4 separate regions of the Homo sapiens genome follow, and regions 2, 3 and 4 are each linked to region 1. The links are chromatin contacts, found by Hi-C or POLR2A ChIA-PET in ENCODE. All regions are on one chromosome and are shown on one strand. The core of a region is the stretch at or near the end of the contact, and the rest is flanking DNA. Distances in the headings are between cores, read along the strand shown. Region 1 overlaps TANGO6 (transport and golgi organization 6 homolog). Region 2 overlaps UTP4 (UTP4 small subunit processome component). Region 3 overlaps TANGO6 (transport and golgi organization 6 homolog). Region 4 overlaps CDH1 (cadherin 1).

Evidence for each region. Hi-C counts contacts between places; a loop is a spot of excess contacts on that map. ChIA-PET counts read pairs that join two places held with the same protein, here RNA polymerase II (POLR2A). Pooled maps may share reads with other maps.
Region 2: a pooled map shows a loop between it and region 1 (2.5-fold over the local background). The contact joins two enhancer-like sites. A Hi-C loop is called at or near these places in 2 of 50 pooled maps. POLR2A ChIA-PET finds 5 or more read pairs at or near these places in 3 of 52 experiments (GM12878, HEK293T and WTC11).
Region 3: a pooled map shows a loop between it and region 1 (4-fold over the local background). The contact joins two enhancer-like sites. A Hi-C loop is called at or near these places in 4 of 50 pooled maps. POLR2A ChIA-PET finds 5 or more read pairs at or near these places in 10 of 52 experiments (AG04450, H1, HEK293T and 7 more).
Region 4: a pooled map shows a loop between it and region 1 (2.8-fold over the local background). The contact joins two enhancer-like sites. A Hi-C loop is called at or near these places in 2 of 50 pooled maps. POLR2A ChIA-PET finds 5 or more read pairs at or near these places in 3 of 52 experiments (A549, activated CD4-positive, alpha-beta T cell and activated T-cell).

What each region holds. Positions count from the first base shown.
Region 1 is chr16:68,899,580-68,905,606 of GRCh38, reverse strand. TANGO6 (transport and golgi organization 6 homolog) reads right to left here. Exons shown (of 18, transcript NM_024562.2): 8 at 5,061-5,173; 9 at 3,103-3,279. Among named protein-coding and RNA genes, the nearest start is that of TANGO6, 59 kb to the right of the region's middle. Within about 2 kb of position 3,071, at least 2 of the 41 ENCODE cell types and tissues checked have a DNase peak (open chromatin) inside an H3K27ac peak, as active enhancers do.
Region 2 is chr16:69,148,190-69,154,216 of GRCh38, reverse strand. It overlaps UTP4 (UTP4 small subunit processome component), which reads right to left. Exons shown (of 17, transcript NM_032830.3): 7 at 3,509-3,680; 8 at 3,313-3,404; 9 at 537-633. Among named protein-coding and RNA genes, the nearest start is that of UTP4, 19 kb to the right of the region's middle. Within about 2 kb of position 3,861, at least 2 of the 41 ENCODE cell types and tissues checked have a DNase peak (open chromatin) inside an H3K27ac peak, as active enhancers do.
Region 3 is chr16:69,068,974-69,075,000 of GRCh38, reverse strand. The region is part of intron 17 of TANGO6 (transport and golgi organization 6 homolog); the gene reads right to left. Among named protein-coding and RNA genes, the nearest start is that of HAS3, 34 kb to the left of the region's middle. RefSeq lists enhancers at 469-1,186, 1,187-1,905, 1,906-2,623, 2,624-3,343. Within about 2 kb of position 2,945, at least 8 of the 41 ENCODE cell types and tissues checked have a DNase peak (open chromatin) inside an H3K27ac peak, as active enhancers do.
Region 4 is chr16:68,754,014-68,760,040 of GRCh38, reverse strand. The region is part of intron 2 of CDH1 (cadherin 1); the gene reads right to left. Among named protein-coding and RNA genes, the nearest start is that of CDH1, 20 kb to the right of the region's middle. RefSeq lists cis regulatory regions at 1,232, 2,713, 3,442 and enhancers at 1,160-1,304, 2,547-2,596, 2,641-2,785, 3,277-3,376, 3,370-3,514 and 1 more. Within about 2 kb of position 3,145, at least 16 of the 41 ENCODE cell types and tissues checked have a DNase peak (open chromatin) inside an H3K27ac peak, as active enhancers do.

The DNA.
Region 1 (6,027 bases), core at 1,822-4,321:
CAAAGATACTATGTATACATATATATACACCTGTGTGTGTACTTACTATTTTTTTAACTTTTTTTTTTTTTTGAGACAGAGTTTCGCTCGTCACCTAGGCTGGAGTGCAATGGCGCAATCTCGGCTCACTGCAACCTCCACCTCCTGGGTTCAAGTGATTCTCCTGCCTCAGCCTCCTGAGTAGCTGGGATTACAGGTGCCCGCCACCACGCCTGGCTAATTTTTGTATTTTTAGTAGAGACAGGGTTTCACCATGTTGGCCAGGCTGGTCTCAAACTCCTGACCTCGTGATCCACCCACCTCAGCCTCTTCCAAAGTGCTGTGATTACAGGCGTGAGCCACTGCGCCCAGCCCCAATTTTATTTTATTTTTTTTTGAGACACAGTTCCACTCTTGTTGCCCAGACTGGAGTGCAATGGCACAATCTCGGCCCACCGCAACCTCTGCCTCCCAGGTTCAAGCAATTCTCCTGCCTCAGCCTCCCAAGTAGCTGGGAATACAGGCATGCGCCACCATGCCACCACGCCCGGCTAATTTTGTATTTTTAGTAGAGACGGGGTTTCTCCATGTTGGTCAGGCTGGTCTCAAACTCTTGACCTCAGGTGATCCGCCCGTCTCGGCCTCCCAAAATGCTGGGATTACAGGCATGAGCCACTGCGCCTGGCCTTTTTTAAGAAATGGAGTCTCGCTATGTTGCCCAGGCTGGTCTTGAACTCCTGGCCTCAAGCAATCCTCACACCTTGGCCTTCCAAAGTGCTGGGATTACCAGTATGAACCACCATACCCAGCTCAAGATACTATATTATTATACCATATTATCATATAAACAAATACAAAGGCATTGAAGATGCACTAAAAAGCAAAACACTAAAATAATGTGAACAGAAAATAAGATACTAGTTGACTTTTGTTTTCCTCTTTATGTGTTTTTTGTATTGTACAAAGAATATGTGTTATTTCAGTGACCAATGACATAAAATTTTTTCAGACTAAGTTGAGAAAAAAAAGATAGATGTTTCTTCATCTCATTGAAAAGTACAATTACTAATTTGGCAGCCCATCTCATCAGGCAGTATGTCTCAATGTGCCAGTTCACTAAGAACATGGACTTCATATTCCTCTAATAGAATGAATAACCTACATATTTAGCTTAGGATATTTCCTGTATTATCCCAGAATCTTCCAGAGTCCTTCAGATCAGTCATGTTTTCTCCACAACATTCTATGTTAAAGGAAAAGCCAAAATGGATAAACGTCCCTTCTAAGCTTCTGTGAGCCATTTTAATTGTGAAAATGAAGTACTGTATTCAAATACTCCTAAAACAACACGACGTTAGCCTGGCATGGTGGCGCGCACCTGTAGTCCCAGCTACTTGGCAGGCTGAGACAAGAGAATTGCTTGAACCCAGGAGGCAGAGGTTGCAGTGAGCCAAGATCATGCCATTGCACTCCAGTCTGAGCGACAGAGCAACACTCAGCACCAAAAAACAAAACAAAACAAAACAAAAACACATGACAATTATCTTAAGAAGCACTACTTTAGTCACGCTTTAAAATTCAACAATAAAGAGTAAATTCCAAACAATTATATTTAATTCCAGAAAAGTAAAAACTCTGGATCTAAAGATATAAAATCCAAGCTGCTCTTATAGAGTTTCTTTAAATAAACTTCTTTTTTTTTTTTTGAGACAGAGTCTCACTCTGTCACCTAGGCTGAAGTGCAGTGGCGCAATCTTGGCTTACTGCAACCTTCATCTCCTGGGTTCGAGTGACAGTCCTGCCTCAGCCTCCTGAGTAGCTGTGACTACAGGCGCCAGCCACCACAACCGGCTAATTTTTATATTTTTAGTAGAGATGGGGTTTCACCATGTTGGCCAGGCTGGTCTTGAACTCCTGACCTCAAGTGATCTACCCACCTCGGCCTCCCAAAGTGCTGGGATTACAGGTGTGAGCCACCACGCCTGGTCCTTCTTTTTTTTTTTTTTTTTTTTGAGATGGTCTCGCCCTGTTGCCCAGGCTGGAGTGCAGTGGTACGATCCCAGCTCACTGTAACTTCCACCTCCTGATTCAAGCAATTCTTTTGCCTCAGCCTCACAAGTAGCTAGGCCTACAGGCATGCACTACCATGCCTGGCTAATTTTTGTATTTTTAATAGAGATGGGGTTTCACCATGTTGGCCAGGCTGGTCTCAAACTCCTAACCTCAGGTGATCCACCCGCCTCAGCCTCCTAAAGTGCTGGGATTACAGGTGTGAGCCACCGTGCCTGGCCAAAAACATCTTCTTGATAACTGTTGCTGGGCAGAATAGCAGCTTGCGTTTGTACTGATAATTCTGTTTGCAATCTATGTGTTTTTCTATTTTCCTCAAGTCCATCAAACTGAAGGGGTGTTTTACAACTTTACCAAGTTAACCATGAATATATAATTATATTTCAACACTTCAACAAACAGCAGCACTTTGAATGTGATGTGAAATCCAAACAGGATAGCAGTCACCCATGAATGTTACATGGACTATGACCAACAGGAATTTACGTTCTGAGGTAATAACATTAGATCATCCAGAAAGTGGAAATAATTTAAAATATGCAATTGTGAGATGCTGGAGAAATAAATGATCCATTCCACTAATATTTATTAAGCACTTTCTAATCAATCCCTATGAGAAACAAATTTCCATCATAAAATTACCATAAAAGATAGCTATTAGACAATTTCCCTCAGGAATAAGTCTGACTATAAACACACACATATACCATTTTGAGAGTCAGAAAGATAATTGGATTATTATGGTGTTAAGGGTGAACATGTGTCTGCCCTTTACTCTGATTAACTGGCAAAGATGGTGGAGTAAGTGGGCTTGTTGTGATGCAGAGCTGTGAGGCTCCAGTAAATTGCACCAACTATTAGCAGGCATCTTAGGAAAAAACCTGGAGGATTATTTAAGGCTCACGTTTCATTTAGAGAATATAAATAGCAGGCACCTGAGCCACTTGAGTTTCTGGTTTCTTTTCTATCAGCGCCCCTTAGTGGTTGAATCACTGAATGGCCTTTTGGGCGGAACTAAATCTGAAGAGAACAGTAACGGATGGGTGGACTCACCTAATGGCCTCTTTGATGGTAATCATAATGCCACCTTGAGTGGCAACTCTAAACTGACACAGAGAATGGAGAGAGGGCACAGCTTTGTCCAACCCTGCAAATCCTTTCAGGCTGGCAATTGCCTTCTTCCTTTCCAGCTTCCCCAGAATCCATAATAAGATTTCTTGGCAAAGTGACCTGGCAGAAAAAGCAGTTATGAATGAGCTTGTCATCTTACTCCATGCATCTAACAAGCTAACATAAAAAAAGAAAGAAAGGCTGTCAGGTTCCACTGCATTTTAAATGCTGGCACAATCTCCTAGTACTACTGAAATGCAGGAATGGAAAGTATGCTTCTTGTGAATTTCAGAATGCAAATATCCTGAAATTCAATGAGTGACTGACTAATCCTTGGCTCTGGCAGCAACCCTGATTTGCCACATGAGCCCCACGTGATTTTTTTTTTTTTTTTTTTTGGTAATTCCAAGTGTACTACTGCCTTTGCATCAGGCACTGTCAAAGAAAGTATACACGGATAAAAATCATCTACTCTCAGCAAGACCAACAGCTGGAGACCAAGAAACAGCATACCAACAAAATATTGCTGATTCCTCAACCCCTTTCATCTGTGCCAATCAACTAGAAGAGGAACTAAATCATCGTTCACATGTTCCTTGTCAGTCTCTGATGAGAACATGACAGTGCTGTGAGGACTTGAGTTTTAAAACAAAAACAAGAGGCCAGGTGCGGTGGCTCACGCCTGTAATCCCAGCATTTTGTGAGGCTGAGGTGGGTGGATCACCTGAGGTCAGGAGTTCGAGACCAGGCTGGCCACATGGTGAAACACTGTCTCTACTAAAACTACAAAAATTAGCCGGGCATGGTGGAAGGTGCCTATAAGCCCAGCTACCCAGGAGGCTGAGGCAGGAGAATCGCCTGAACTCAGGAGGCAGAGGTTGCAGTGAGCCGAGATCGCACCACTGCACCCCAGTCTGGGCAACAGAGCGAGACTCCGTCTCAAAAAAAACAAAAACAAGAGTTATTTTGTGGACTGTCCCTTGAAACCAAGTTCACAGATGTACAGCCTCCCTCTTCCAATGCATTCTCTCTTGTCGTTGCCATTGCAGCTGTGGGATACAAGGATGTGCTGACTCAAGCTGAAGAGCCAGGGGAACTATGTAAGCTTTGAATAGTACAAAAGATGGTGTTTTCCTTCACCACTTAGCAATGGTGATAATGATAGCTACCATTTATTGAGCTTACTATTTGCCGGGGACTGTACTAAACACATTAATGCATATTTAGTCTTCACAATAACTCTGTGAAGAAGGTACTATTATTGCATATTGGATTACATGTGAGGATCTCCAAACACCAAAAATCGTAATTCTATAGGACTTGAGATAAGATAACTCTTACCTGGAGGAAGAAACAACATAAATTACTGTGAAAATAGAGCTGATACAAAATGAATCCTACTTAAATTCTACGACAAAGGAGTATTTTCTGGATGACTAAGAAATCCCTTCTATCTAAACAACACACTGCATCACCAACACCAAATCCTAGGCTAAATTACAAAGTGCCACATTCAGATCTAGATTTCCCAAATGTGTTTTCTAACTCCCCACAAGGTCATTATGATCCATCCCCTATTTCCTTCTTCCTAGACATGTAATTGCAGTATTTCTCACTGATCGAAAAGTGGCATGTTTACACATGTAAACAGAGATTTTGTCTTTGAGATTTAGGACAGAGGCTGAGGAAAGTCATTCTAAAAACTGTATCCAATGCCCTGTGATCTGCAAAATTCTTGTTCTCTTCTAGATGAGCAAAATAGGAAGATCCCAGTGTTTTCCTGACTTTGAAAGGAAATGATAATTTCAAAGTGGCAAATATAAATTCAAAATAAGAACAAAAACAACATGCAAAAAAGACGTCACAATTTATAAACAAATAAGGGTCCCTTGATTGTTTACCTTATGTGAGACACACTCTGCTTAGTAAAACAGTAGAGAAGAAAAAGCACTCCCAGGACTGGAAGCAGGGAATCCATCAAAACTGTTAAAGGTTCATTCCCAACCACGTACACCTAGAAAAAAGGAAATGGTGAAGAATAATCCCATGACTGCCTGGCCAGAGCAACGGGAATCACACACCAAACACCTAGCAGGGCTCAGCGTCTTAAGCAATATCTCATCCGAATCACACCATTTTAGCTCCAAAGATGTGCTCAGATATGGCAATGAAACAATTTGAGTTTGGCAGACAGGCTGAAACAAGACAGTGAACTGGAGCAGCACCATTTCATGTGTGCAGTCCCTAGAACTGCCCAGAATAGGTCAACTACCCCGCTTTCTGACCTCTTCCTTTCCTACTTTTGGCTATGTCTGAGTTTCCTAATTTACCTATTGTGTAACCATATGATAACTGTCCTACTGCTGAAGGCCCTGCTATTAGGAACAAGTAATTACTACCAAAGGGAAAAACTTAAAACTGGATTTGGAAAATCAAACCAAACCCAAAACACTGCTTACTCCAGTTTCATCACTCTTAAGATGTGACCACCACATGGACATGTCCTATTCTCCCTAATTCTATAAATGTTCAAAGAAATTATACTGTAGGGCTGGGCACAGTGGCTCATGTCTGTAATCCCAGAATTTTTGGAGGTCATGGAGGGAGGATTGTTTAAGGCCAGGATTCAAGCCTAGCTGGGCAACATAGTAAGACCCCATCTCTACAAAAAAATTTAAAAATTAGCCAGGCTTGGTAGTGCACACCTACAGTCCTAACTACGTGGTAGGCTGAGGCAGGAGGATCGCTTGAGCCCAGGAATTCAAAGCTGCAATAAGCTATGATCATGCTACTGCCCTCCAGCCTGGGTGACAGAGTAAGACCCTGTCTCAAAAAAAAAGAAAAGTAATTGCACTGTTCACCTAGATC
Region 2 (6,027 bases), core at 2,612-5,111, 250 kb before region 1:
GTACTTCTTTTGCTTCTATCCTCTGATACATCACTAATTCCCTGAAGCTCTAGTCCATAGCCAGGGACACAGGTGGAGTTTGTGTGGCCTCGATTTTAATCCACTGCAAATGAGAGGACTCAAACATTTCCTTAATAAGTCAAAAAGGCCACTAGGCTGTCACTCCAATAAGATCCATGTGATCTTCTTTTTCTACAGGATTATCATTACCCATCATTAAATCTTGTTGTTTTTCAACAGCCTGTTTTCACCTCAGTTAAGCTAGCGCAAACTACGATTCTTCAACCCTTACCTTGACTACACCCTGCAGCGCACCACCTAGAGCCATAAACTTTTAAGAGATGATCCAATATCCTGCTAAAGATTCTAATACTCTAAACAGCTTATTTGCTTTATCTAATGGGTGGGAAAACCATTAGTTAAAATGGACACAAAAGTCTACTTCAGTTTTTCTATAAGCAGAATTCCAACCGCAATTCTGATTTCTGGCTTCTCTCTCCAGTTTTCTTATTGAAAAAAACGTGCTCCCATCTTACCTGTTGCAACTGTGGATCCCAGTCGCCAAAGTTCTAAGTGATGAGCAAACTGGAAGAGGAGAAGCTGCCTCTTTTTAGAACAGGAGATGAGACATCGCTATATCCAAGAATCAAGAAGTTAAAAAAATAAGTCAGGGTCATCTACTGCCTTAGTACCAGATACAGTAGCACCACCTTAGCACATTTTTTACTGCTGAAATCCATTTCCTTGATAAATATTTCCTAAGTACTCCCATATGCCAGGCACTGCCCTGAGATCTATGAAGACGATGATGAATTAAAACATAGCTACTGCTCTCAACATGCTTCTAAAGGGGTGACACAGAATTAAATCAGCAATTAGACTTCAGTGTGCCAAGAATTTTAACACGGCTAAACACAGTATGTACTGAAAAATAAGGAGACAGGACATCTAACCTAGCTGTGTGGTGGTAAATACAGAAGCCCAGATGAGGTTCACTGGGAAAGACCAGTCAGGCGAAGGAGGCAGGGCAGAACATTCTGAGGAGGGTGATGGCATGTGACATAGCTCAAAGGTAAGAGTATTTGAGGGAACAAAAAGACCTTGAGAATGGCTAGCCTGGGTGGGGGTGCTACAAGCACGAGAGGTGCAAAAAGAAGCTGAAGGGCCAGGCCTGGATGGAGACAGGTTCTATAAGACACACTAAGGAAACTGTCTTTATGCTGAAGCCAACAGGGATAACCAGAGGCTTTGAAGCATGGAGTGATGAACAAAGGTGCTTTAAAACAGATCAATGGGCCTGGAGCAGTGGCTCATGCCTGTAATGCCAGCAATCGAGAGGCTGAGGTGCGAGGATTGCTTGAGACCAGGAGTTTGAGACTGGCCTGGGCAAGATAGTGAGATCTTGCCTCTATTAAAAAAAATAAAAAATAAAAAAATTAGCCGAGGCCGGGCACAGTGGCTCATGCCTGTAATCCCAGCACTTTGGGAGGCCAAGGCAGGTGGATCACCTGAGGTCAGGAGTTCAAGACCAGCCTGGCCAACATGGTGAAACCCTGTCTCTACTAAAAATACAAAAAAAATTACCTAGGCGTGGTGGCGGGTGCCTGTAATCCCAGCTACTAGGGAGGCTGAGGCAGGAGAATCGCTTGAACCCAGGAGACTGAGGTTGCAGTGAGCCGAGATTTCACTACTACACTCCAGCCTGGGCAACAAGAGCAAAGCTCTGTCTCAAAAAAAAAAAAAAAAAAAAAAGAAAAACAGAAATTAGCTGAGCCTGGTGGCGCATGCCTGCAGCTCCAGCAACTCGGGAGGCTGATGTGGGAGGACTGCTTGAGCTCAAGAAGCAGAGGTTACAGTGAGCCAAGATTACACCACTGCAGTGCAGCCTGGGTGACGGAGCAAGACCTTGTCTCAAAAAAACAAAAACAAATAAAATAAAATAAGATCAATGAAGAATAGGCTAGAATGACACAAATGCAAATAAAAGGACATGATTAAGAAGCTACTGTAAAGGAACCCAGATGAGAAAAGACACTGATCCAAACTAGGATGATGCCAGCGTAGACAAAGAGAAATGAATGACTCGATTCAAGAGATTATGAGGACTATGTTCAACCTCATCAAACCATATGCATTAAATATGTATGATTTTTAATATATCAAGTATGCCTCAATAGAGCTGTTGATCTATCTATCTATCTATCTATATCTATAACATATGTATAAAGATACTGATGAGTAGACTCAATGAGGTTTACTGCTTGAATGAATGGGGCAGCAGGTGTGGGGAGCAAGTTTTCTAGCTTGGGAAGATGGTACCATTTACCTAGAACACTGGAAGCCTGGGTTTTCCCGCTCCCACCCAGAATAGAGCCTACCCTGAAAGACAAACTAACAAAATTCCCATAACCCACAACTATTTGGAAAAGGGAAAAATTTCCCCAGAAACTGAACTAGGTGTGCTGCTGCATATCTCCTGCCCCCATAAATGTCTTTGCAGTGGCTTGCCTCAAAAACAGAAGGAATGAAGAAGGTAGCTACAGAAAGTCCTACAATATCTCCATGTCCCAGATGGTTAAAAAAAAAAAAAAGGCAGGGGCTGGGCACAGTGGCTCACGCCTGTAAGCCCAGCACTTTGGGAGGCCGAGGCGGGCGTATCACGAAGTCAGGAGATCAAGACCATCCTGGTTAACACAGTGAAACCCCACCTCTACTAAAAATAAAAAAATTAGCCGGGCGTGGTGGTGGGCACCTGTAGTCCCAGCCACTCGGAAGGCTGAGGCAGGAGAATGGCATGAACCTGGGAGGCGGAGCTTGCAGTGAGTGGAGTCGCACCACTGCACTCCAGCCTGGGCGACAGAGAGAGACTCAGTCTCAAAAAAAAAAAAAAAGAAAAAAAAAGGACCACAAAGCTGAGCGTGGTGGCTCACACTTGTAATACCAGCACTTTGGGAGGCTGAGGCGGGCAGATCACCTGAGGTTGGGAGTTCCGAGATCAGCCTGACCAACATGGAAAAACCCAGTCTCTACTAAAGATATAAAATTAGCTGAGCGCGGTGGCGCATGCCTGTAATCCCAGCTACTCGGGAGGCTGAGGCAGGAGAATCGCTTGAACCCGGGAGGTGGAGGTTGTGGTGAGCCGAGATCGCGCCATTGCACTCCAGCCTGGGCAACAAGAGCAAACTCTGTCTCAAAAAAAAAAAAAAAGTCCTACAAATTTGCCGAGCGTGAGCTGTGTTCAGAGCTTGTGGGACAGGGGGACACAGGGATGGGGAGATGAGGGGTTAGCAGGGGCTTGGAATGGACACTTACGTGGGGAAAGGTGATTTTTCGGAGAGCGGCATCGTAATTCTTTACTTCCACCTTCTCCATGAGAGGACGAAAGACTAAGTGGGTGTCAGTGCCTGGGAAAGCAGGGGAGAAGGTGTACAGAATTAGAAGTCATCCTCACGAGAACAGCCAGAACTGGGCAGGGTAAAGCAGCAGCCTCACCAGAGGGGGAACCCACCTCCAGATATCAGCGCTGTTGGGCTGTGGGCCACAGTGCGCACGTCATGAGTGTGATGCTGGAACGGTTTTGTCCGCACCCACTGCTTCTCACTGCTGTTAGATGTCACAGGGACCAGCTGAAAATGGAAGACTGTTCCCTCGGCTGTGCCCACCACGAAACTGTCTTCTTGCTGAGGAATTAAATCATGAGGGAGGTACACGTAAGCAAAACAAGGTCTGGTTGGAAAAATATTCCGAGGCTTTCTGTCTCAGCAGCTTAGGGGTAAACCTATGCCCAGAATCAGTAGGAAAGTTACAAGGGTCTTTTCCTTCCAGAAGCTAAGGATTCCATCAAAGGAGCAAGCTCAGACACTGGTAACAATGCGCCCCCTACTGACAAAATTAACGTCTACAGTACAGCAACGCTTCATATACCCAACATAGATCTCCTTAGAATAGCATTGAGAGAGAGAAAATACCTAGGACCTACTTGAGAAATTTAAATCCTTCGAAAGAACATAAGAGAAAACCTAACAAAGAAATTCATATCATGTTATTTAATACGAATATTTAACATGATCAAGTTATTATCACTAAAGAAATGTATTAAACCAATAAAAATACTGAAAATCCTTTATTTGGAACTAGAACAGGTGTTTCTTAATAACGTTTATTTCATTAAAAATATCCAAGAAACATCAGCCAGGCATGGTGGCTCACTCCTATAATCCCAGCACTTTGAGAAGCTGAGCTGGGTGGATCACTTGAGGCCAGGAGTTTGAGACCAGCCTGGCCAACATGGTGAACCCCGTCGCTACTAAAAATACAAAAATTAGCTGGGCGTGGTGGCGCATGCCTGTAATCCCAACTATTTGGACGGCTGAGGCACGAGAATCACTTGAACCTGGGAGGCAGAGGTTGCAGTACGCCAAGATCGCACCACTGCACTCCAGCCTGGGCAACAGGGCGAGACTCTGGCTTAAAAAAAGAAAAAAAAATGCAAGAAACACCAATAAAAAAGTTTCTTAAATAAACAAGGTGGGCAGAGCAGCACAAACCTGTAGTCCCAGCTACTCAGGAGACTGGGTAGGAGGATCACTTGAGCCCAGAAGTTGGAGACCAGTCTGCACAACATAGTGAGACCTCATCTTTTTTTGTTTGTTTGTTTGTATTTTTTGAGACGGAGTTTCGCTCTGTCACCCAGGCTGGAGGGCAGTGGCATGATCTCGGCTCACTGCAACCTCTGCCGTCCCGGGTTCAAGAGATTCTCCCACCTCAGGCTCCCAAGTAGCTGGGATTACAGGCACACACCACCACACCCGGCTAATTTTTGTTTTTGTTTTTTTTGAGACAGAGTTTCACTCTTGTCGCCCAGGCTGGAGTGCAATGGCGCGATCTCAGCTCACCACAACCCCTGCCTCCTTGGTTCAAGCCATTCTTCTGCCTCAGCCTCCTGAGTAGCTGGGATTACAGGCGTGCGCCACCATGCCTGGTTAATTTTTGTATTATTAGTAGAGATGGGGTTTCACCATGTTGTCCAGGCTGGTCTCAAACTCCTGACCTAGGGGATATACCCTCCTCGGCCTCCCAAAGTGCTGGGATTACAGGTGTGAGTCACCGTGCCCAGGCTTGTATTTATTTTTCAGTATAGACAGGGTTTTACCACGTTTGCCAGGCTGGTCTCAAACTCCTGACCTCAGGTGATCCGCCCGCCTCAGCCTCCCAAAGTCTCATCTTTAAAAAGAATGAAAGAAATAAACAAGAAAAAACAAAACAAAACAAAAAAACACAACTCACAACACAAAAAACCCAAACAAGAGTAGTAATGTGGCTAGATGTGATGGCTCACATCTGTAATCCCGCACTTTGGAAGGCAGGAGAATCACTTCAACCCAGGAATTTGAGACCAACCTGGGCAACATAGTGAGACTGCATCTCTACAAAAAATGTTAAAAACTTAGCCTGGTGGTGCATGCCTGTAGTCCCAGCCACTTGGGAGGCTGAGGTAGGATTGCTCGAGCCTGGGAGGCAGAGGCTGCAGTGAGCCAGGATTACACCACTGCACTCCACCTGGGTGACAGAGCAAGACCGTGTCTCAAAAAAAAAAAAAAAAAGTAATGAAGATATACATCCAAAAGAATTGAAGGCAGGAACTCAAACAGCTATACTAATACAGATTGAAGATTCCTAATCCAGGGCCAGGCGTGGTGGCTCAGGCCTGTAATCACAGCACCTTGGGAGGCTGAGGCGGGCGGATCACTTGAGGTCGGGGTTAGAGACCAGCCTGGCCAACATGATAAAACCCCGTCTCTATTAAAAATACAAAAATTAGGCCGGGCGCAGTGGCTCACATCTGTAATTCCAACACTTTGGGAAGCCGAGGCGGGCGGATCACTTGAAGTCAGGGGTTAGACACCAGCCTGGCCAACATAATGAAACCCCGTCTCTATTAAAAATACAAAAATTAGGCTGGGCACGGTGGCTCACGCCTGTAATTCCAGCACTTTGGGAGGCCGAGGCGGGCAGATCACAAGGTCA
Region 3 (6,027 bases), core at 1,696-4,195, 170 kb before region 1:
GGCGCATGCCTGTAATCCCAGATACTCAGGAGGCTGAGGCAGGAGAATTGCTTGAACCTGGGAGGCGGAGGTTGCAGTGAGCCAAGAATGGCGCCACCTCACACTAGCCTGGGCAATAGGGCGAGATTCTGCCTCCAAAAAAAAATAATAATAATAATTATACACACACACACACACACACACACACACACACACACACACAGGCATTCGAACCAGAGTGACTCCATTTTGAGTGAGAGCTGGAAAATGAGGCTGAGACTTGCTGGGCTGCATTCCCAGAAAGTTAGGTATTCCTAACCTCTAGATGTTTATGGTTAAGGGAATGAATTAATAATGTTTACCAAACAGACTCAGACTTAGGAGTGTCCAGATATCCCGATATCTGGAGAACAAAGACATTCCTAATTTTGCTTTAAAGATGATAATTTGATACTTGTAAAGTATAGTAATTGAGAAAATTAATCCTTTATCACAAGTCCTTGTAGCAGAGCACATCGCCCCATATATACGAGTATTGTATCTAGGGTGGACACGTTCCTCCTCTTTCGGGAACGTCCTACTCTGTCTATGGAGCAGCTGTTCTTTCACTACTTTACTCTCTTAATAAATTTGCTTTTACTTTCCACTGCAGACTCGCCCTGAATTCCCTCTTGCACAAGATCCAAGAAGCCTCTTTTGGGGTCTGGATCGGGACTCCTTTTCTGTAATATATATATATATACACACACACACACAGCACTAATGGTACTTTCTTCTTGTTGTTGTTATTTGTTTTCCCTAGCAAGGAGCCCTGCATTTTAATCTGCACTGGGACCCACATATTATACGGTCAGCCTGCAAACAACCCTCAATGCTCCTAGCCCAGTGTCACCACGTGAAGCACCTGAGTCCTGTGAGCAAACCTCAGGAAGATGCTGCCTGGTCCCTGCTGGGCAGTTACCTCCTGGGCTTTCTCAGGGAGCTTCTGAGCCACAGTCAGGTCTCCTAGGTCGGGGGCCTGACTCTGTGGCCTCACCCGAGTGCCTTTTTTTTTTTTTTTTAAGATGGAGTCTTGCTCTGTGCCCCCCAGGCTGGAGAGCAGTGAATGGCATGATCTCGGCTCACTGCAACCTCTGCCTCCTGGGTTCAAGCGATTCTCCTGCCTCAGCCTCCCATATTGCTGGGATTACAGGCGCCCGCCACCATGCCGAGCTAATTTTTGTATTTTTAGTAGAGACTGGGTTTCACCATATTGGCCAGGCTGGTCTCAAACACCTGACCTTGTGATCTGCCGGCCTCGGCCTCCCAAAATGCTGGGATTACAGGCGTGAGCCACCAGGCCTGGCTTCGAGTGCCCTTTCTAACCTGTCTTTGGGCAAGGAAGTCTTATTTTTCCTGAGGCTGGCCGCATGAAAATGAGCTAATTCCCGGCAGAGGATGACTCTCCACCGCTATTGCCTCATGATTACTCACTCATTCAATAATCAGTACTATGGGCCTCTGTCATGCCCAGGCACTGTGCTGGCGATAAAAAAGATGAATAAGGCACGAACCCTCCCAGGTGGCAGCTACAGCCCTGTGGGGAGGCAGTACACACACCCCACATGGAGTGATCTCCGTTCTAAGAGAGAAACGCAGGCAATTCTCTGGAAGCAAAGGAAGTCATTTCCGCCTTTGGAGGTGGGTGGAGGAAGAGGAACCTGTACCTGCTCTGTGAAAGTGCCTTCACTCTGACATTTATTCCCAGCCAGTGGGTGGCACCAAGGAAATGGCTTGGGGGAACTTTAGTAAGTTCCAGCTCCCAGGCCATCACAAAAAGAAGGCAGTTTCCAAGCAAAACCAGCATGCTTGCTATGCAGGTACAGCCTAAAGACAAATCTCCCAACACTCTCTCCAATGGATTATAGCCCAAAGCATCTCTATATATAGAAATTCTAGAGCTTCCACTTTTTTTTTTTTTTTAAAGAAGGTCTCACTCTGTCACCCAGGCTGCTCTCCTGGCTTCCTGTGCCCCATCCTCCAGTGTTTGTTACAAGGTCATCTTTTTTTTTTTTTTCCTTTTAGAGGAATCTTTCACTTAGAAATATCTTTGAGATTTTTTTGCTAGAGCCTCCTAACATTCAAAGTAAAGTCAGCTTTTACTTGTTAAAAAGGGATACTCACAGGTATTCTGCTCTTTCTCCGTGTGGGTAGGAATTTCCCCCTGGGCACTTCTGTGTCCTTAAAATAACAATACTGCCTGTGCAAAACCCACTCCACACTTGAGGGGTGCTGAGCTCCCTGTTATCAGTTACCGGATCTCTGTTTTTAGTAACTGAGTGTTAAGCAAAGCCTCCTGCTTAATTAATGGGTCTATCTTAGCAACCCATCCTGGTATAGAGCTTCTTCCCAATCCCTGTGACTCTAGGGATCCCACACATCATAGGACTTCCTCTGGACTCCCCAAGGATCAAAGCTTCCTGCCAGCCAGGGATTGTCACCAAATCCCATGGATCAGGGGCTGAATACAAGGAGAGTTCAAAGGTAAAGTTACAGGAGCCTCTGTCGGGGGCAGGATATAGGCAATCCCACAGCGGAAACCTCTCATTATGAGTTCAGCACACCTGCTGTTCATCCCCCAACTGTATCAGGCCCAAGGACTCCAGGGCAAGGTGGAGTGGGTATGGCTGTGAGTAGGCTGGGTGCGTCTCATTCACAGGAAAGCTAGTTTAGCTGCTTGCAGTCAGTGGTTGAAACAAACACTTTCACCATCTGAGAAGCTTAGGCCAAGGATATCTTAAAGAAGTACCCAGACTCCTGGTCTGAAAACTCTTTGGAAGGGAGTGGCGTTCAGATTCTTTATCAAAAGAATTTAGAGAGCGCATGTGACACACACACACACACACACACACACACACACGGTCTCCCTCTCTCTTCACACATACACACACACACACACGGTCTCCCTCTCTCTACACACACACACACACACACACACACACACACACACACACACGGTCTCCCTCTCTCTTCACCCTCCCTCTTTCCAGGCGCCAGTTGGCCTGAAACACACAAAGCTGAAGCTTCAGGGACAAGGGCAGTCTTTAGGGTTAGACGTGGCTCAGAAAGGACCAGAAGAGGCTTGGCAAACTGAAAAGGGAAGGTGTGAGTAAAAGACTGCCTTGGGCACACAGGTGCACATTCAATGGAAAAGCAGGAAGACAGTGTTTGACTCTTTCAATGAGCTTGACCTGGAACATTTGCGGAGTGGTTGTATCTTTAAGATCAAAAGAAGAAATAAATGGCAAATATCTTTCTTCTCTTTACTTCCTAAATTGATTTGTTTGATTATAAAAACCATATTACCACAATCCAGAATATATGAAAATAGAGGAAGAAAAAAGGCTCTAGTTAGACTACCTCTCTAACACAAGCTCCATGAGTAAAGACGGTAATGAGTAGATTCATTTACACTTAAAAATTATTTTAATATTTTAAAGGTCATTTACATTTCAAGGTGTTTTTTACTACTGGAACTTGGTGAATGAAATGGCTATTCTGTTCTTATTGTGTGAGATCAACAAAACACAACATGAATGGTCAAAAATAAGACATTTACAGAAAAAGGACTCTGGACACGGTGATCTAGCAGAGGTTTTTCCATCTATAACTTCTTAATAGGAAAATGAGTTGCTAAATATAAAAGGACAAAAACGTTAAATGCTAGCATACACTCATTGTGTCAGAGGCGTTAAAACCAGAGTGACTGCATTTTGAGTGAGGGCTGGAAAATGAGGCTGAGACTTGCTGGGCTGCATTTCCAGAAGTTAGGCATTCCTAACTTCTAGGTGTTTATGGTTAAGGGAATAGATTGATAATGTTTACCAAACAGACTCAGACTTGGAAGTGTCCAGATATCCCAGTATCTGGGAACAAAGGCATTCCTAAATTTTGCTTTAACAAAGGCATTCCTAATTTTATGGTGGCTCACACCTGTAATCACACTTTGGGAGGCCAGAGGTGGGTGGATCACCTGAGGTCAGGAGTTTGAGGCCAGCCTGGCCAACATGGTGAAACCCCGTCTCTACTAAGAGTACAAAAATTAGCTGGGCATGGTGGTGGGTACCTGTAATCCCAGTTACTTGGGAGGCTGAGGCAGGAGGATTGCCTGAATCTGGGAGACAGAGGTTGCAGTGAGCCAAGACCACCCCATTACATTCCAGCATGGGCAACCAGAGCGAAATTCCGTCTCAGAAAATAATAATAATAATAATAATAATAATAATAATAATAATATTGATTCTTGCAAACTATAGCAATTAAGAAAATTAATCATTTATCACAAACCCTTGTAGCAGAGCACATCTCCCCAAGATCTTTTGTGTGTGTTTTTTTGTTTTTTTTTTTTTTGAGATGGAGTCTCCCTCTGTCACCCGGGCTGGAGTGTAGTGGTGTGATCTTGGCTCACTGCAACCTCTGCCTCCCAGGTTCAAGTGATTCTCCTGCCTCAGCCTCTCAAGTAGCTGGGATTACAGACAAGCACTTCCATGCCTGGCTAATTTTTGTATTTTTATTAGGGACGGGGTTTCACCATGTTGGCCAGGCTGGTCTTAAACTTCTGACCTCAGGTGATCCCCCCGCTTCGGCCTCCCAAAGTGCTGGGATTACAGGCGTGAGCCACTGCGCCTGGCCCCAAGATCTTTTTCTATCCTATATATATAAGCATTGTACCTAGGGTGGACGTGTTCCTCCTCTTACTTTCAGGAATGCCCTACTCTGTCTATGGAGTAGCTATTCTTTCACTACTTTCTTTTCTTTTCTTTTTCTTTTTTTTTGAGAAGGAGTCTCGCTCTATCGCCGAGGCTGGAGTGCAGTGGCACGATCTCGGCTCACTGCAACCTCCGCTTCCTGGGTTCAAGTGATTCTCCTGCCTCAGCCTCCTGAGTAGCTGGGATTACAGGCACATGCCACACCTAGCTTTTTTTTTTTTTTTTTTTTAGTACAGACAGGGTTTTGCAATGTTGGTCAGGCTGGTCTTGAACTCCTGACCTCATGTGATCTGCCCGCCTCGGCCTCCCAAAGTGCTGGGATTACAGGCATGAGCCACCGTGCCTGGCCCACTACTTTATTTTCTTAATAAACTTGCTTTTACTTTGCAATGTGGACTCGCCCTGAATTCTTTCTTGCGCGAGATCCAAGATCCCTTTCTTGGGGTCTGGAATGGAGACCCCTTTCCTTGTAACAGTTGTATTTAGAAATTCAATATTCTATAGAAACAAGAGATGAAGCAAACAAAGATCAAAAAGAAAGAAGGCTACATTCCACACAATCCTATCAACCACCAATTGTGACTCCCTTTGTGGTTGAGAAATAAATAAGAGGCACAAAGACAAAAACAGAGGAATAACACGCAAGTTATACACCGAAATAATAAGACAGGTGAAGACAGGGGAAAGAGGTGAACTGGAGCTGGTGGCTGGAGATTGTCCTGGCAGAAAAAAAGATTCTCTAGATTGAGGTCCAGAAGAGAAGACTCCAGAATCCGACTAGTTCTGTTTAAAAACATGTTGGAATAAGCATTAGGTGTGGTATGAATCTGTCAGAAAGCAACAGTCCAACTTCTAAGCACCTTCATCTTGCCCAAGATGTGATTTTGTGGCTAAGAGATGTGAGAGGGAACAGATGAGACTATTACGGGGCAGAGAGTCAAGAATTGTCAGTAGAGAACAACTCAGCAAAATTTCCCACATTGTGTGCAGGAGACTAGGCTAAGTATTCTGCTGAATGGCTCCCACACCCAGGAGCTCACACCCTGTTGGGGAGGCAGACACACAGAATTAAGCCTAATGGTCAGGAGGCAGGCAAACTGAGTGAAGTGGACCCTAGAGCTCCCAATTATTAGCTAGGGAATCTTGAACAAACTACTTCACTTCTAGGAACCCCAGTGATCTCGTCTATAAAATGGGAATAAGTTTGCCTCCTGAAGGTTGCAATAAGAATTAATGTATCTAAAGATCCAAAAACATGGCTGGGTACGGTGGCTCATGCCTGTAATCCCAGCACTGTGGC
Region 4 (6,027 bases), core at 1,896-4,395, 150 kb after region 1:
TGGAAAACTAGAATTTTAAAAACTCAGCCGGGCACGGTGGAAAAGGGGATTTTAGGGGCTGCATGGGTGGACCTTGGCATGAGGCTCCTTTCTAGGCCAAAGTGATGGATCTAGAATGGAAACATTCTTAGAAATAGAGCCGCTGAGCACAGGAAGGATAAAAGCCAGCCAGGGCGGTACACACTTTTCCTTCCCAGCTCCCCTAGCTGTAGAAGCTTCTGTTTATGATTTGGAAATGGAATTGTCAGGCCCGGCGTGGTGGCTCACGCCTATAATCTATAATCCTAGCACTTTGGGAGGCCAAGGCAGATCACCTGAGGTGAGGAGTTTGACACCAGCCTGGCCAAAATGGTGAAACCTTGTCTCCATTAAAAAATACAAAAATTATCTGGGCATGGTGGTACGCGCCTGTAATCCCAGCTACTTGGGAGGCTGAGGCAGGAGAATCGCTTGAACTCGGGAGGCGGAGGTTGCAGTGAGCCAAGATCGCACCATTGCACTCCAGCCCAGGCAACAGAGCAAAATTCCATCTCAACCAAAAAAAAAAAAAAAAGAAAGAAAAGAAAATGGAATTGCCATAGTACCTAACTCTAAAGTTGATGCAAGGATTAAAAAAACAAGATCATACATGAACAGTTGAGTACTCAATCAATAAATGAATGCAACGACTATTGTGGTCATTGTATAACAATACTATTATTATTGGTAGAGATGGGGGTCTTGCTATGTTGCCCAGGCTGGTCTTGAACTCTTGGGCTCAAGCGATTCTCCTGCCTTGGCCTCCCAAAGTGTTGGGATAACAGGCATGAGCCACTGTGCCCCCTGTAATCCCACCACTTGTCGGAGGCTGAGGCAGGAGGATTGCCCGAGCCGAGGAGTTTGAGACCAACCTGGGCAACACAGTGAGACCTTGTATTTTTCAAAATAAATTAATTAAATGTAATTAGCTGGGCACGGTGGCTCACACCTGTAATCCCAACACTTTGAGAGGGCTAGAGGGGCAGATCATCTGAGGTCAGGAGTTTGAGACCAGCCTGACCAACATGGTGAAACCCCATCTCTCTAAAAATAGAAAAAATTAGCCAGGCATGGTGGCAGGCGCCTATAATCCCAGCTACTCAGAAGGCTGAGGCAGGAGAATTGCTTGAACCCGGGAGGCGGAAGTTGCAGTGAGCCGAGATGGCACCAGTCTGGGCAACAGAGCAAGACTCCATCTCAAAAAAAAAAAAAATTGCACTCAAATGGATGTTGGGTCAAAGGAGCGTCTTATTCTTTAGGAGGTCAAGAGCAAAGTGATAAGGGGGTATCACTCTTCCTCATACTCAATCCTCTGTGGCTCCTTTGACACTTACACTACCCGCCCCCCGCCCCATGCTTTTTCACTCCCTTGACACAAGTCTAAAGCAGAAACATCTAATGAGAAAAACTAATTTGTTTTTTTAGAGATCGATTCTTGAGACATTGACCAGGTTGGAGAGCAGTAACTATTCACGGGCACAATCAGCATGCACTGCAGCCTCGAAACTCCCAGGCTCAAGTGATCCTCCTGCCTCAACCTCCCAAGTAGCTAGGACTACAGATGTGTACCACGGAGCCCAGCCAATAAAAACTAAATGAAGAGTGGTTGCTACGTACCAGGCACTGGAAGCACTTCGCACATGCTAACTCATTGAATCCTCATTGCAATCCTTTGTGGTAGGGGCTATGTTTATCCCCTTTGTACAGGTGAGGGGACTGAGGCACAGAAAGATTAAGAAACTGGCCCTAGGGAATTCCCATTTGGGTCTCTCTCTCTCTCTCTCTCTCAAAAAAAAAAAAAAAAAAAAAAAAAAAGAAATAAAAAGAAGCCTACCCTAGGCAAAATGGGGTGGGGTTGGGATAGAGGGGAGGGACACAAAAAAATTTGAAAAAAAAGAAAGAAACTTGCAGGCCAGTGCAGCAACTCACATCCGTAATCCCAGCACTTTGGGAGGCTGAGGCGGGCAGATGGCTTGAGCTCAGGAGTTCAAAACCAGCCTGGGCAACATGGCAAAACCTCGTCTCTACAAAAAATACAAAAAAAAAAAAAAAAAAGATTAGCCTGGAGTGGTGGCATGCACCTGTAGTCCCAGCTACTTGGGAGGCTGAGGTGGGAGGATGGGGATGACTTGAGCCCAGGAGGCAGAGGTTGCAGTGAGCCAAAATTGTACCACTCCACTCCAGCCTGGGTGACAGAAAAAGGCCCTGTCTCAAAAAAAAGAAAGAAAGAAAGGAAGGAAGGAAGGAAGGAAGGAGAGAGAGAGAAAGAAAAAGAGAGAGAGAAAGAAAGAAAGAGAAAGAAACTTGCCCAAAATCACAGGAAAAGTAAGGGTCCAGTTGGGATTGGAATCCAGGCAATCCTGCTGCATTCCACCCTCCCAGTTCATCTTCTCTAAGAGAAGCTCATAGGCTAAAAGAGAAATAAATGCTGAAGAGTCAAATCTCTGTCAAAACCAGAAATGAAACCTCACATCTGGCAAGTAAAATGTGGTTTCCTAGGTTCAACAGCTTCCCAGGTATTTAAACACTCCCATGGTGGAAGTGAGAGGATTAGCAGAAAGAAGAATGAAAAATCATAACCAAATTACAAAGCCCAAAGAAAAATAAGTACAACTTACAGGAAGTTTCAAAATCAAAAACTCAGCTGGTTGCCATGGCTCACACCTGTAATCCCAGCACTTTGGGAGGCCAAGGTGGGCGGATCACTTGAGGTCAGGACCAGCCTGGCCAACATGGTGAAACCCTGTCTCTACTAAAAATACAAAAATTAGCCGGGCATGGTGGCGCTGGCCTATAATCCCAGCTACTCGGGAGGCTGAGGAAGGAGAATAGCTTGAACCTGGGAGGTGGAGGTTGCAGTGAGCTGAGACTCCAACACTGCGCTCCAGCCTGGGTGACAGAGCAAGACTCTGTCTCAAAACAAAACAAAACAAAAATCAGAGACTCAAAATACAGCTCTGAAACATCCAAAAACCTCAAGGAGTAGAAGAGGGCTTTGTTTTGTTTTGTTTTTTGTTTTTGAGAGAGCGTCTCGCTCTGTCACCCAAGCTGGAGTGCAGTGGTGCAAAACGCAGCTCACTGCAGCCTTAACCTCCTGGACTCAAGGGATCTACCTGCCTCAGCCTCCCATGAAGCTGGGATCACAGGCACACGCCACCATGCCTGGGTAATTGTTTTTGTATGTAGAGACAGGGTTTCCCTTTGTTGCCCAATCTGGTCTCCAACTTCTGGGCTCAAGCAATCCTCCCACTTTGGCCTCCCGAAGTGCTGGATTACAGGCATGAGCTACCGCACCCGGCCTCTTTTTAAATGCAGACTTGAGACAAGAAGGCAAAAGTTACAAGAAATACAACCACAAATTCTATTTTCTCCAGAAAATTTAGTCATGATTACAAGCCTGGGAGTTAGGTGGTAATGAAACCAGCCACATGAACGTCACCAAGCAGCTGTTATTTCTCCAAAACCTTTTAGCACGAAGCTAACAGAGACGAGATCTAGGGCTAGTATCTCCTGGGACTTATGAGTAAGAGCCGGCACCTAGAGTACCTGTCACTATAGAGGGTGATGTCACCGCTGATTCAACCTGATATTGAAAAACCTTACCAGGAGAGGCCTCTCAATGTCGGTGACTCAGGGCCCCACCCCACCTGTTCATAAAGTAAGTGCCCAGGTGTTTGCCTCACTGCTTATTCAAGGGATGATGTTTTCCAATAGGAAAGCCACAACTCTCCCCACCAACAAGTTGGTCATCTTGTTCCCTTTTTCAAACACTCCCACATAGTTGTGGTGAAGAATTTGTTGGGGAGGAAGCCTCGTACTGAAGGTGAGATTCCAAAGTAAGTACCAGGTCCTAGGAACACTCGTATACATGCACAAAAAAAAAAAAAAAATATGCCCTAAATGATGCCTGTTTAGAAAATATCATCCCTCTGCAGGAAGAATCTTTAGAAAACTCGGCTAGGCACAGTGGCTCATTCATGCCTGTAATCCCAGCACTTTGGGAGGCCGAGGAGGGCTTATCACCTAAGGTCAGGAGTTGGAGACCAGCCTGGCCAACATGGTGAAACCCCGTCTCTACGAAAAATACAAAAAGTAGCCAGGTGTGGTGGCACATGCCTGTAATCCCAGCTACACCGGAGGCTGAGGTGGGAGAATCGCTTGAACCCGGGAGGCAGAGGTTGCAATGAGCCGAGATCAGGCCACTGCACTCTAGCCTGGGCAACAAGAGCAAGACTCTGTCTCAAAAAAAAAAAAAAAAAAAATTTAGAAAACTCTGCTGGAGCAATATTCCTCTTGGGCAACATGCTGAGGGGTGGGGAGTGGCTTGGAATGAGCATTATTTCCTGGTTTGAATCTGATACCCTTTAAAGGAGATGTTCCTAAAGTGGCAGGTCAAAAGAGAAAGATAAATAAATAAAAAATGAAGGAGATGTGAAAATGAGCCCTCAGGATTCCTTCTCTAGAAAATGCCTGGCCTGGCCGGGCATGGTGGCTCAGACCTGTAATCCTAGCACTTTGGGAGGCCAAGGCGGGGGTATTGCTTAAGCTCAGGAGTTCGAGACTAGCCTGGGCAACGTAACAAGACCCTCTCTATTTATTTTAACAAAAAATTTAAAAATTAAAAGAAAAATGCCTGACTAGAGAACAGTCTTTTTCAATGACATGAATATAGACTTGAATGTAGAAGTCCAGTCCCCTCAAGATACAGTCCAATTCTATTTTTTTTTTTTTTTTTTTTTTGAGACAGAGTCTTGCCCTGTCACCCAGGCTGGAATGCAGTGGTACGATCATGGCTAAACCTCCCAGGCAGCTTCAACCTCCCAGGCTCAAGTGATCCTCTCACCCCAGCTCCCAAGTAGCTGGGACTACAAGCATATGCCACTACACCTGGCTAATTTTTGGATTTTTTGTAGAGGCGGGGTTCTATCATGCCCAGGCTGGTCTTGAACTCCTGGGCTCAAGAGATCTACCTGCCTTGGCTTGGGATTACAGTCATAAACCACCACACCCAGCTGACACAGTCCAGTTCTAACATCTATTGAGCACCTCACTTCTTCTTCTTTACACAAATGCCATCCTTCTTAGTGATGACTGCCCCTAAATTTCTCCACCCCAATGCATAGTTTTTATCACCCTTCCTGCTGAGTTTTATTCTTTCTTCCATACATCACCATCTACCTGTCCCCTCCAATTAGAAGAGAAATTCCATGAGGACAGGGCTTTTTCTCTGTTTGGGCCCCGCTGCATCCCCAATGCCTAGCAGAGGGCTTGGCAGGTGCTCAGCACAAATTCATTAAGTGAATGGACAGACAAATACCTCTGTCACCTGAGACCTTCAGAGAAGGAATGATCCATCCCTTTCACCTGGCTGCTCACAGACTGTTCTGTGAGTTGCCTTTTCCTGCTATAAAGAGCACAGACTTTGGAGTCCAACAGCCACCAGACATACGGCCAGGCTCTCCCACTTCCTGTGTGCATGACACACCTGTGTGCATGAGGGTTACAGGAGATGGCATACGGGAAGAGTTCAACATACAGAAAGCACCGCTCAATACACTGTTGCTTATGATCACAATACAGAGTACAACAACAAATACTTTTCTTTTTTCTTGAGACAGTGTCTCACTCTGTCGCCCAGGCTGGAGTGCAGGGAGGCAGTCACAGCTCACTGCAGCCTTGACCTCTGTGGTCTCAGGTGATCCTCCCACCTTAGCCTCCCAGGTAGCTGGGTCTGCCAGCTCATGCCACCAGGCCTGGCTAATTTTTAAAAATCTTTTGTAGAGACAGGGTCTCCCTATGTTGCCCAGGCTGGTCTCAAGGGATCCTCCCACCTCAACATTCCAAAGTGCTGGGATTACAGGCATGAGCCACTGTGCCCTGCCGAATAATTTTTTTTTTTTTTTTTTGAGACAGAATCTCGCTCTGTCACCCAGGCTGGAGTACAATGGCTCACTTGGCTCACTGCAAGCTCCACCTCCCAGGTTCAAGCCATTCTCCTGCCTCAGCCTC